Linked DNA regions of Homo sapiens: region 1 is linked to region 2. A link is a contact called in ENCODE Hi-C or POLR2A ChIA-PET data. All regions are on one chromosome and are shown on one strand. Each heading gives the region's core, a stretch centred on a gene start or an enhancer-like site at or near the end of the contact. The rest is flanking DNA. Distances are from core to core; before and after follow the strand shown.

Evidence for each region. Hi-C counts contacts between places; a loop is a spot of excess contacts on that map. ChIA-PET counts read pairs that join two places held with the same protein, here RNA polymerase II (POLR2A). Pooled maps may share reads with other maps.
Region 1: a pooled map of heart right ventricle shows a loop between it and region 2 (6-fold over the local background). The contact joins two enhancer-like sites. A Hi-C loop is called at or near these places in 6 of 50 pooled maps. POLR2A ChIA-PET finds 5 or more read pairs at or near these places in 3 of 52 experiments (AG04450, HEK293 and Panc1).

Annotation. Positions count from the first base shown.
Region 1 is chr12:93,986,156-93,992,615 of GRCh38, reverse strand. The region is part of intron 2 of LOC105369912 (a long non-coding RNA gene); the gene reads left to right. Among named protein-coding and RNA genes, the nearest start is that of PLXNC1, 160 kb to the left of the region's middle. Within about 2 kb of position 1,420, at least 6 of the 41 ENCODE cell types and tissues checked have a DNase peak (open chromatin) inside an H3K27ac peak, as active enhancers do.
Region 2 is chr12:93,890,559-93,896,776 of GRCh38, reverse strand. LOC105369911 (a long non-coding RNA gene) reads left to right here. Exons shown (of 3, transcript NR_135017.1): 3 at 1,412-1,812. It also overlaps a transcript of CRADD not described here. Among named protein-coding and RNA genes, the nearest start is that of CRADD-AS1, 160 kb to the right of the region's middle. Within about 2 kb of position 2,121, at least 21 of the 41 ENCODE cell types and tissues checked have a DNase peak (open chromatin) inside an H3K27ac peak, as active enhancers do.

The sequences.
Region 1 (6,460 bases), core at 171-2,670, 97 kb before region 2:
ACGTGGTTAGCCTGAGCCTGGGAGTTCGAGACCAGCCTGGGCAACATGGTGAAACCCCGTCTCTACTAAAAATACAAAACTAGCCAGGCGTGGTGGTGTGTGCCTGTAATCCCAGCTACTCAGGAGGTAGCTGAATCGCTTGAATCTGGGAGGCGGAGAGTGCAGTGAGCCAAGATTGTGCCACTGCACTCTGTTTCAAATAAAAAAAAAGATCTATTGAGCCCATTTGCCTCAGGACCTTCCAGGTCTTTGTCATTCCTGTTTCCAGAGTCCTGAAGGTCATAACCATGGCCCACATTCCCCCCATTCCCAGGGGAGTGTCTAGACTTTCTGACTCAAGACAAATTACCAAATGTATAAATGCCCATTCCGCTTAATGACTTTACTTCCACTTTTCACAGACTCTCAGATGTGGCTAGAAATAGTCCCAAACCCTGCAATCTTTCATAGAGCTGAGCTAAATTAAGTGGGTAGTGTTCCTCCAGAATTCCTCTCCCAAGCACTTAACACTGATGTACGTCCCTCCCTACTTTGCTCACAGAACAGATGTTTGAAGAAACGTCACTTGACTGTGAAGAAGGAAAAAATGTTACTAAAATGTGGATTTCCACACCCACCCCCATACATAAGTTCTTGGATCTACTGCTGATGCACTCTTTATGCATATTTATTCAACACACGTACTCCTCCACACATGCACACACATATATGCAATGGACTCCCTACCCTCACCATTCACATGAACATTGTCACAAGGATTTTCTAACTTATATTTTTAATATTTTTGCTCCATAACCACGGCTTTGAGCTAATTGTTTCACATTTTCTTAATGTACACCAGAAATGGCATTTACATCTCAGTCTAGCAGCAGGTTCACTGGCAGGCAAGGCAAAAAGCACAAATTTAAATTTGGTCATAGCTAGACGGCAGAGCCACAGACCCCTGCTTAATTTCTGGTGTCCTTGGCCGGCTGCCTGAGAAGGAACTCTGTCCGCTGGGAACTCAGGCATTGGATGTAATAAGCACTGACTTCCACATTATAAGACTAAAGCTTTGTCGTACAGAGAGCACTAGGTCTTAGGCGATGACTTAGTGCCTTAGATTCCCATATTAGCACAAAGGTTAAACCTGATACTATTAATTGCAACCTTTCCAGATAATTATTTTCTCCTTTACCCTGTTGGGACCGCTTGTGTTCTCCGAGAAAACTCCCTGGGGTGAGCTTTCCTTACTTGCCACCTTCTTTTGTCTTCAGGGAGAGTGAAAACGAGGCATGGTGCAGCTCGGATCAAGCGTTTGCTGTCTCCTGCCTTTTTACCATGGCGACACGACACACCGAGCGCACTTTGAGAGCGAGAACTGTCCTCTAGAGGGAGAGACAGGAACACACACTGGAGGCTGAATGTTGTCTGTATCATCCCCAGTAGTTCTGAATTGTCATACTTTGCGGGAGGACCCTGGCTGGGGGCCTGCATTTTTTTCTCTGTGACTGAATCCTCTCTTGCTGGCTCTGTCACAGTCAGCCACCCTTCGCTGTTGACTGGTCCTCATACATCCATGAGAGCCTTGGGAAGGGACACACTCTTTCCTTGGCTCTTCCCTCTAAACGGCAACACAGGCCCTCCAGCTCCCAGACCAAATGGCTAATGCTGGGGCTGAAAAAACTGTACACCAAAATGAAGGCCTCAGAGCAGCCACGGAAGCAAAAGTTTTTCTCTGATCTTCTCCCGCCCTCCCCTGCAACCCAAGCCTAGCCATAAAAACTAGAATCCCTCTTCCCCCAAGGCGAGGCATAGAAACCAGAACCCCTTTTCCTGAAAGCCAGCCAAAACACCTAAAAATATTCCATACAAAAACGGGCCAGAAATAAATGATCTGACCTACCTTGTTTGACTGTAGGTCAGAAGACACCCATTGCAGAGAGCCCCCATTCCAGAGAGGGTAAAAGTCCCCATACCCAGAAGGAAGGAAAGCTACACAGGGAGACCAAGAAGAACCTGAACAGACAGGCCTTGTGGAGTCTCCCTGCTCAGTCTATTCACAGTAGATCAGACCCTTTTTGTCCAATCATATTTCTACGTGGCTGTCCATACCTTGTTGAACCTAAGCATAAAAATGGACAATTTTCCTTGTTTCTTTGGGTCTTCATTCTGAAGCCTCCCATGTATACATGTGAAATAAATGTGTGTGCCTTTTCTCCTATTCATCAATCTGCTTCATGTTAGTGATCTTACAACAAACCTTTAGGGGACCAAGGGCCTCAGCCCCCACACTAATCTTAGAATCATAGGTTGAGGCTGGCTCCCACCCAACCACCAACTGACATCTCTGAGGCCAGGGTGAGCTTACTCTTCAACACCAGGAATCATCAGGCTTCTCCATTTCATGCAGGAGAGACCCAAAGCCCTCTCCCAAGCCCAGGAAAAGGGAATGATTTGTTTTCCTCTTCACATCTTGTAAAACTGAAACTCTATACTCATTAAACACCAACTCTCCATTTCCGTCTCCTCCAGTCCCTGGCATGCATCATTCTACTTTCTGTCTATGTGGTTTTGACTACACTTATACCTCATATAAGTGGAATTATACAACATTTATCTTTTTGTGACTGGTTTATTTCACTTAACATAATGTCCTCATATGTTGTAGCATGTCAGATTTTCTTTTCTAAGACTGAATAATGTTCTATTGCATGTATACGCCATATTTTGCTTATCCGTATGTTGATGGACACTTACCAAAGACACGTTTTTTCATTGAATTATTTTCAGCTTCAGAATTCTAAAGATCCAGTCTATCCCAGGAAACTCCATTTCATATGTATTTTTCAATGATTAACCAATACTTGTTTAAAACTTGCAATTTTTACTGAATATATAACCTGTATCTGTCCTTTATCATCTGACATTTTTCTACTATGTAATTTTCGTGAACTGTTTAGTGTCCCATTGTGGCCTATCAGCCAGAATGGTCTGGGTTAAGCTGTAGTAACAAATAACCCCAAAATCTCAGTGACATAAAACAATTTTTAATTTCTTGCCCACTCTATGTGTCAATTGCAGATCAGTTAGGGATCGGCTCTGTGACATAATGTTCTCACTCCAGGACCCAGGTAGAAGAAAAACTGACCATGGGAAAAAAAATTATACATTGGCTCTTTTTTTTTTTTTTAATTATACTTTAAGTTTTAGGGTACGTGTGCACATTGTGCAGGTTAGTTACATATGTATACACGTGCCATGCTGGTGCGCTGCACCCACTAACTCATCATCTAGCATTAGGTATATCTCCCAGTGCTATCCCTCCCCCCTCCCCCCACCCCACCACAGTCCCCAGAGTGTGATATTCCCCTTCCTGTGTCCATGTGATCTCATTGTTCAATTCCCACCTATGAGTGAGAATATGCAGTGTTTGGTTTTTTGTTCTTGCGATAGTTTACTGAGAATGATGATTTCCAATTTCATCCATGTCCCTACAAAGGACATGAACTCATCATTTTTTATGGCTGCATAGTATTCCATGGTGTGTATGTGCCAAATTTTCTTAATCCAGTCTATCATTGTTGGACATTTGGGTTGGTTCCAAGTCTTTGCTATTGTGAATAGTGCCGCAATAAACATACGTGTGCATGTGTCTTTATAGCAGCATGATTTATAGTCCTTTGGGTATATACCCAGTAATGGGATGGCTGGGTCAAATGGTATTTCTAGTTCTAGATCCCTGAGGAATCGCCACGCTGACTTCCACAATGGTTGAACTAGTTTACAGTCCCACCAACAGCATAAAAGTGTTCCTATTTCTCCACATCCTTTCCAGCACCTGTTGTTTCCTGACTTTTTAATGATTGCCATTCTAACTGGTGTGAGATGGTATCTCATTGTGGTTTTGATTTGCATTTCTCTGATGGCCAGTGATGATGAGCATTTTTTCATGTGTTTTTTGGCTGCATAAATGTCTTCTTTTGAGAAATGTCTGTTCATGTCCTTTGCCCACTTTTTGATGGGGTTGTTTGTTTTTTTCTTGTAAATTTGTTTGAGTTCATTGTAGATTCTGGATATTAGCCCTTTGTCAGATGAGTAGGTTGCGAAAATTTTCTCCCATTTTGTAGGTTGCCTGTTCACTCTGATGGTAGTTTCTTTTGCTGTGCAGAAGCTCTTTAGTTTAATTAGATCCCATTTGTCAATTTTGTCTTTTGTTGCCATTGCTTTTGGTGTTTTGGACATGAGGTCCTTGCCCGTGCCTATGTCCTGAATGGTAAAGCCTAGGTTTTCTTCTAGGGTTTTTATGGTTTTAGGTCTAACGTTTAAGTCTTTAATCCATCTTGAATTGATTTTTGTATAAGGTGTAAGGAAGGGATCCAGTTTCAGCTTTCTACATATGGCTAGCCAGTTTTCCCAGCACCATTTATTAAATAGGGAATCCTTTCCCCATTGCTTGTTTTTCTCAGGTTTGTCAAAGATCAGATAGTTGTAGATATGTGGCATTATTTCTGAGGGCTCTGTTCTGTTCCATTGATCTATATCTCTGTTTTGGTACCAGTACCATGCTGTTTTGGTTACTGTAGCCTTGTAGTATAGTTTGAAGTCAGGTAGTGTGATGCCTCCAGCTTTGTTCTTTTGGCTTAGGATTGCCTTGGTGATACATTGGCTCTTAAAGTTTCTGCCTGGATGCCACATTGTATTTCCTTTCACATTTCCTTGGCTAAAGCTAGTCACATGGCCTCACTTAAGCTAAGGTGGGAAAGAAATGAAATCCTACTATGTGTCCAGCAGGAGAATTGGAAATATTTGGTGGACAGCACTAATGGTTACCATATATGAATGTAATATAATAAAGGATTCCCTATTTTAGGGCATCTAAGTTTTTTCCAATTTTTCCTTAAGCTGAGCAAATTTGTGGATATGTATTTTTTTAAGATGTCCATGGAAGTATACAGAATTTCAGGTGGAATGTTAGTAAAACCAGCCATTTATGTTGAAGTGGTGCAAATCTTAAACAAATTATAAGTCTCAAGCAATGATAATGATTTTGAGTCGTGGCATCCAGCATTGCTCCAAATACCAACAATCCAAAGTAAAACAGGCAAAAAAAAAGAGCCAGAATATTTAAATTTTCTTCTTAGATTGCCTAAAATCTGTTTATCTATTGTCTGTTTTTTTATTGTTAATAATGAATATTCTGTATCTTTATATAGGAAGATTCCCAATATTATCAGGTCCAACTAAAACTTTACCAGTTTGCAAATTATTCATCACCTGTTGCCCCCACTACTGAATCTAGTATGCAAGGTTTTGCATGCCAAACTGAGCACATGTGGCTTCGGGTGCTGTTTTCCAATCGTTTCTAGATGATCCCTCATGAAAACTTGTTCAGACACCCAGGTACATATTACCTCTAGCTGTGGACAAGTCCATCGGCAAATAATCATACCCTCCACACCCACTGACAGTAAACTCATGTAACAGCTAATGGGCTAATAGCCAACATTAACTTAAGGGACTGGCCACTACCCAAGGTAAATCAAGATACCACAGAGGTAATAACACAAACCATCTTGACAAATCAAATTCAAGGATAACTGTTGTACAGGGCCACTTGTGCAACTGTATCTGTGTAAATGCTGGCCAGACAGACTCAGTTGGTAGCTATTCTGCATGGGTTATCTCATATTCCAACTGCAAGACAAAGAGCAAAATGGCACTACTTTCCATGTTATGTGAAAAATGCATACTGCATTCAAACTACTGTTGTCCTCATTGAAACATCCATCCAACAAAGCTATGTGTATGTTACAAATATACTTTCAATTGTTTTTGTTATATCTTTTATTATTTAAGACCACTTTACCCTAATCATCTTCATGGGTACTTACGTGTGTAAAGTGGGGAAGGGAGATGAAAATTATCATTTTGAAACGTGTTTGAGAAATACTAGATAAAACAAAGATAATTCAGATTCTTAATTGCAAGACTTCTCAGAGCCTTTGATATACTAATGTGTCAGTAAATTTTCATGAATATAAATGACCACAGGGCATTTTTTAAAGTAAAGAAACAAAATATCATTAATGTATGAACAAATGGTTTGCCTCTTTCTTGACCTGTACCCTCAATGAAAACGTCTAACATTGTTCACTCAGCACCTTTCCCTCAATTTGATATTCATCTCATGGTCCTCACTCTACATCCTCAACTAATCAGAAGTGGAAGACTCAGGGTATCTGGAATGAGGGATTGTCATCAGACAGGGTCAGGGCTTTCTTGAAAGAAATTTAAAGTGATGGAAAGAAACAGGAAGAGGAAGAAAAGAGAAGATCCTGCAAAGGTAGAGGGTGTCCAAGATAATTTGGTGTGGAGCTGAGTGAAAAAAAATGGGGGAAGAGAGGTGTTGAGAAAGCTTTGAGATGTGAGACAATTGTAAAAGGAGAAGAATGAGGAAAAGAAAAATTTAAGAAATGAA
Region 2 (6,218 bases), core at 872-3,371:
GTTGGAGCCCAGTGGAAGGACTCTGTCCAAAGCAATGGCCTCCTATAAATTTTATTTAACAACCTGAGCCTGGGGTAATAGTGACCCAGATAATGGTACTGTGGCTTAGAGAGTCATTTCTCCCTAGTGGTCACTGTGTGTTTTACCAGACAGAACAAAGAGCTGCAGATCCAGGAACAGTGGTTAGCCAACTCAACAGCATTTCCCAGGGAGATGGCTCTCTGTGTAACAGTCATAATTTATCAAACATTTTTGGTCCTTCAGAAACATTCCTGTTTTCTTCTCTCTCCTCAGCACTTCCTGTTTCTCTTTCATTTGGAACTTTTTCTCCTTCGCTATGCCCATCTCCTTTTCTTCCTGGTATTTCTCTCGCTTTCCCTCTTCATTGCTAATCTCCTTCTTCTTCTCTTAACTGGTATCGTCTTTCATATGTATTGAATATGTGTCAGTGTTCCCTGTTATCAGTTTAAAAACTAGATCAATTTATACCCCAAATGGAGTGAACAGATTGAACAAAACACCTGATGCCCATTAAATCTGAATTTCAGATAAATAATAATAATATTTGGAATACAATTATACAAAAAATATTATTGCTTACCTGAAATTTAAATTTAACTGGGCATCCTGTATTGTATTCTCACAGCCCTGCCTCCACCTATAGCTCAGTGTGGGCTTCAAATCTTGTTTGTCCTGAGAGTCAGTGGCTCTTGCAAATAAAACCAGGTCCCACGAATTTTTTATGATGAACCTGGTAACTGTCTTACACTTTTTTTTTGAGACAGGGTCTTGCTGTAAACCCAGGCTGGAGTGCAGTGGCACTATCATGGCTCACTGCAGCCTCAGTCTCCTGGGCTCAAGGAATCCTCCCACACAGCCTCCCAAGTAGCTGGGATTATAGGTGTGCACCACCACACCTGGCTAATTTTTAGATTTTTTGTAGAGGTGAGGTTTTGCCATGTTGCCCAGGCTGGTCTTGAACTTTTGGGCTCAAGCAATCCTCTCACTTGGGCCTCCTGAAGTGCTGGGATTACAGGAGTGAGCCACCATGTCCAGCAGTCTCTTATAATTTAAAAAATGTGATCAATCAACATTTCCTGAACACCCCAAATTGCAGAGAGTTTTTGGTCTCTTGCTTTTATGTGACACCTACATCTTCCAGGAGCTTGTTTTTAAAGGCAGCTGGCCTTCTTGAGGCACTCTTAAGCCCTGCCATCACTGTGCCATCCCAGAAATTGGAGAAAGCTCAGGGTGCAGATTCCCAGGGTGGCTGAATTCAAACCGCAATGTCAGGCCCCTGTTAGGGAAGTTAAGGGAAAGTTAATTCTGTGGGAAGTGGGGAGGGGAGGAGTAGAAATTATAAGCTTTTCTTTCAATATGACATCTTTGCCTTGTATTTCCTGTACCTCAGGAATGACCGAAGGATTGGGGAAGAAAATACTCCCCCTGCTGATGCTCCTTTGGTTCTACTTGGGAGTGAAGCTCACAAGAGGAGGGACTGCAATAAACGTTCCCCAGATGATGCAGAGGTCTCTCTCTGCTGACAGTTAATACCTTGCCTCCAAGCCTGAATCGCCTTCCTGTCTGCGGGGTGTCTGAACGAACACAGCAAGATGTGCAGGTCACTGAGTTAGAAGAAGTCGGCAGGGCCTAAGGCCTTCTGCAAGGTGTGACTCTCTCCCTCCATACTGAGAACATTTTGAAGTGACTTCAGAGGCTGCAGGGCTTGGGAAGTCCCATGAGAACCGCTCCCCTTTCCCAAGGCACCGACATGGCCTGTAGCCAGGCATTGCTGTTTCTCAGCAGACTGATCCAGGCCAGGCTTTCTGCTCTCCCTGCTGGAGGACCGCCATCCTTATTGAATGTATTTCCAAGAAAGCAGTTGACGGGCTTGGCTGTGCTATTTCTGGAAATGTTCAATAGGCCATCTTCTGGCAGGGACCGCTGCTGATGGATGGGTCTGAAGGGGAGACCGAGTGCTCAGCGCCATCTCGGCCCCGGCCTATTCCCAGGTGTCTCTGAGCAACAGCCGTCCCCAAATACCACGGGCCGGCAGCTGGCGGGGGCTGTGGGCCTCTGTGGAACTTGCTTCCTCCCTGGCAGGGAAGCTGCCAGCAGGCCTACTGCTAAATGAAGACAGGCGCCCTGTGACTATAAATTACAAAACACATCAGCTCCGGCTGATGCACCGCATGTCCCGCAGTCAGTTCTGCAGGGGACACTTGGCCACTGCCAAAGGGCATTCCAGACAGTGGCTTTAACTCTTGTGGCAGCCACAGGAGAGAGGCCAAGCCTGTTGCTGGGCAGAGGAGCTCTTGGCAACTCCCAGAGGTTGCAATTGCTCTGGACTGCTGAGCTCTGTATAGACCAGGGCTTCTCACCCTCTGCACCATTGACATTTTGGACAACATACTTCTTTGTTAGGGGCCATCTGAGCATTGTAGGTTTAGCAGCATCTCTGTTATCTACTCACTAGATGCCAACATAATCCCCTGCCCCCCGCCCACCCACACACATACACAGAATTGTGACAACCAAAAACGCCTCCAGACATTGTCAAATGTCCCCTGGAAGGCAAAATCGCCCTTGATTGAGAACCACTGGTGTAGAGGAAAGAGGGTAGGGTCTGGGGTGATGGCAGAGAGAGGAAGATGCCAGTTCAGAATCTCCAGGTGAGCTGTGAAGCCAGGCAAGTAACAGAATCCTTTGGCCTCAGTTTCCTCATCTCTAAAATGAGAAGAAAGAGAAGGTCAAATCAAGGGAGTATGGCGATCAGCTGAGCTAATGTGTGTGGTGCACTTTGAGATGTATTTAAGCTCTAGGTCAAACAACGTAGGAATAGATGATCTAGTGCTTATTTTTTTTTTTTTCTTTTTTGAGATGGAGTCTTGCTCTGTCGCCCAGGCTGGAGTGCAGTGGTGTGGTTCACTGCTACCTCTGCCTCCCAGGTTCAGGTGATTCTCCTGCCTCAGCCTCCAGAGTAGCTCGGATTACAGGCACATGCTACCGCGCCTGGCTAATTTTTGTATTGTTAGTAGAGACAGGATTTCATCATGTTGGCCAGGCTGGTCCTGAACTCCTGACCTCAGGTGATCGGCCCATCTCAGCCTCCCAAAGTGTTGGGATTACAGGCATGAGCCACTGCGCCCAGCCTAGTGCTTAAATTTAAAGAACATGGCTCCCTTTGAAGAATTTAGCCGAGTATTTATAAAATTCCCCGTGACTCTTAAATTAAAACAAACAAATGCTTTAGAAAGCTTTTCTCTTTATTTTTTTTCTTCTGACTTCTAACAAGAATAAGTATGCCGTGTCTGCCTGAGGTTAATGTACATGATTTCCCCTAGTCTTCCTTGAAAGAGGCTTCAATTTTTTTTTTTTAAATCAACACCCTAGGAATTGTGTCCGTCCAATGAACAAACAGAAAGTAATGAGGGAAGGGAATGCCCCTCTATTTTATTCACAAAATTAGCATCCTTTTCTTTATAGTTAGTAACAAAAACTGGTAAGGAACCACCACAGCCCTATAGAAAGACACTGTTGCTTTAAATGAGCTTTGCTGTTATATAATTCTCTGGCTGATTTCACCCCTCCAGCTTTCAAGGAACTGTAAAGAAATCTCTAAAGGCTAATATTTCTCCTGTTCACACTGGCAGAAAAACACAAAGGAAACTGGTAACCTGAGCTCCCTGGAAGGTAAAAAAGGAAGAGCCGAGTCCTGGAGGACAGGGCTACATGTGTCCCTTCCCGTCTTGGGGACCTTGTCAAGCACCAGGCGGCTGCAGCCCTTCTTTACAGCACAGCCTGTGTTCTTTCGGAAGAGCCAAGGCCACATTTGCTTTGGGAAACAAGACACTGTGATTAATCAAGGAAAACAAAAACAGCTTCGTTTTCCATAATGGGCCCATGGAAAGGCTTTTCTAGGAAAAACCTTGATCAAGCTGTTCCTTCTATTTCCCTAGTGGCCAACAGGGCTGGAGGGGGAGCACGGGAGAGCAGATGGGGTGAGCAAGAAGGTATCCATGAAAGTTTATTCCCGAATGATCCCTTCCAGAAACAAGGCTTCATTATGTTCACTTGCCCAAAGCACTGAGAGCGCCCACCAGCTAACAGCAAGGGCCCCCCTTCCAAGGCCAGGCATCACTGTCCTGGCACCCAACGTGCCCACCCACTCCTACTAGATCATTCCAGTCAGACAGGGTTCCTTGAAGGGAGATTAGGGGAGTGACACTCCGAACCAAACAAAGGAACAAAGAAGGGTCAGAAAAGGCAGGCAGACTCGGCACTGTGGTAAAACGCTCTCACATGCTTACGTCACAGTTGCAATCACAACGTAATCCTTACACTGGTACAGACAGGCGCAGGGCTGGGATCGGGGTGAGATCAGTGGGGGCACTGCCTGTGGTGCAAAATTTAGGGGCACCAAATAAACGCAATAATCAAATAATATTTTAATGCAATATTTTTAAGTGAAAATTGGTGTCAAAAATCCAGGATGAACAAAATATCAAAATATTGAAATTTAAAATCAAGATCCAGTTTCACAGACATTGGGTGTACCTGCCGATCAGCACACACTTGACTTTGGCTTTGCAGGGCCTCCTTGAAGGAGCTCGGTAAAGCAGCGTGAGCAAAGAAGCCCTGGATTTGGAGACAGAAGAGCAGGGGTCTTTGTGCACAACGTATATCTCCCACCTCTCTGAGCTCTGTTCTCCTTTGCAAAGTGGGCTTAATACTCACCTGTCTATCTCACAGGGTTTGTTGGGACCAAATGAGATCTTGTTCATGGGAGCATTTGATAAACCATAATCTATGACATCCTTGAAATGGATAACAGAAAGTATAACCATAATACTGGTAATTACAGTAGTGGGTAAAACAGGATATTCTTGGAAAGGGAAGGGAAGAAGTGGCAGGAGAGAGGACAAGGAGGTCGGGGGGAGTAAGGGACAGGCAGTGTGGTGAGAAGTGCGAGGAGCCCAGATTCTGAAATCTGACCGGCATTCAAGTCTCAGCTCAGCTATGACAGCTTACTGAACCTCAGCCTGTTCTCCAACCTCTCTGAGCCTCAGTTTTCTCAGTCTTAAAATGGGGATAATAATAGATTGACCATGAAGTAATACGTGCATAGCACCTAGTGTGGTCTGCAAACAGCTGGGTGTTAACCCCTTCCATCACACACACACATAAGTGTGTACATGCACACCTCCCTGCATACCCCAGTCCCCATCCCAGAGTAAACAAAAAGAATCAAACTCTGTAAAATATTTGAAGAGATTTATTCCCTTTTTTTGACACGGAGTGTCGCTCTGTCACCCAGGCTGGAGTGCAGTGACACAATCTCGGCTCACTGCAACCTCTGCCTCCAGGGTTCAAGTGATTCTTGTGCTTCAGCCTCTCAAGTAGCTGGGATTACAGGTATGTGCCACCATGCCCGGCTAATTTTTGTGTTTTTAGTAGAGATGGGGTTGCCACGTTGGCCAGGCTGGTCTCGAACTCCTGGCCTCAAGCAATCTGCCTGTCTCGGCCTCCCAAAGTGCTGGGATTCCAGGCGTGAGCCACCACACACGCCATTGAAAAGATTTATTCTGAGCCAAATATGAGAGAGGCCTGTGACACAGCCCTCAGGAGATCCTGAGAACATGTGCCCAAGGTGGTCAGGCTGCAGCTTGGTTTTATACATTTTACAGAGACATGAGACTTCAATCAAATACATTTAAGAAATACATTGGGCTAGGCGTGGTGGCTCATGCCTGTAATCCCAGCACTTTGGGAGGCTGAGGCAGATGGATCACTTGAGGCCAGGAGTTTGAGACCAGCCTGGCTAACAGGGCAAAACCCCATCTCTACTAAGAATACCAAAAAATTAGTCAGGTGTGGCACGTGCCTGTAGTCCCAATTACTTGGGAGGCTGAAGCATGAGAATCACAGGAGGTGGAGGCTGCAGTGAGCCAAATAGTGCCACTGCACTCTAGCCTGGGTGACAGAGGGAGACTCTGTCTCAAAAAAAAAAAAAGAAAGAAAGAAAAAACAAGCAACAACAACAAAAGAAAACATTGGTTTGGTTCAGTAAGGTGGGACAACTGGAAGCAGGCTATAGGTAGATTGAAAAATTTTCTGGTTGAGAATTGGTTGCATTTACAGCAGGATGGCAGGGCCAGTCTCCACCCATGACTGAAACCCACAAGTCCTGCCCAGGGACCCAAGCTCTGGGCTCCTGC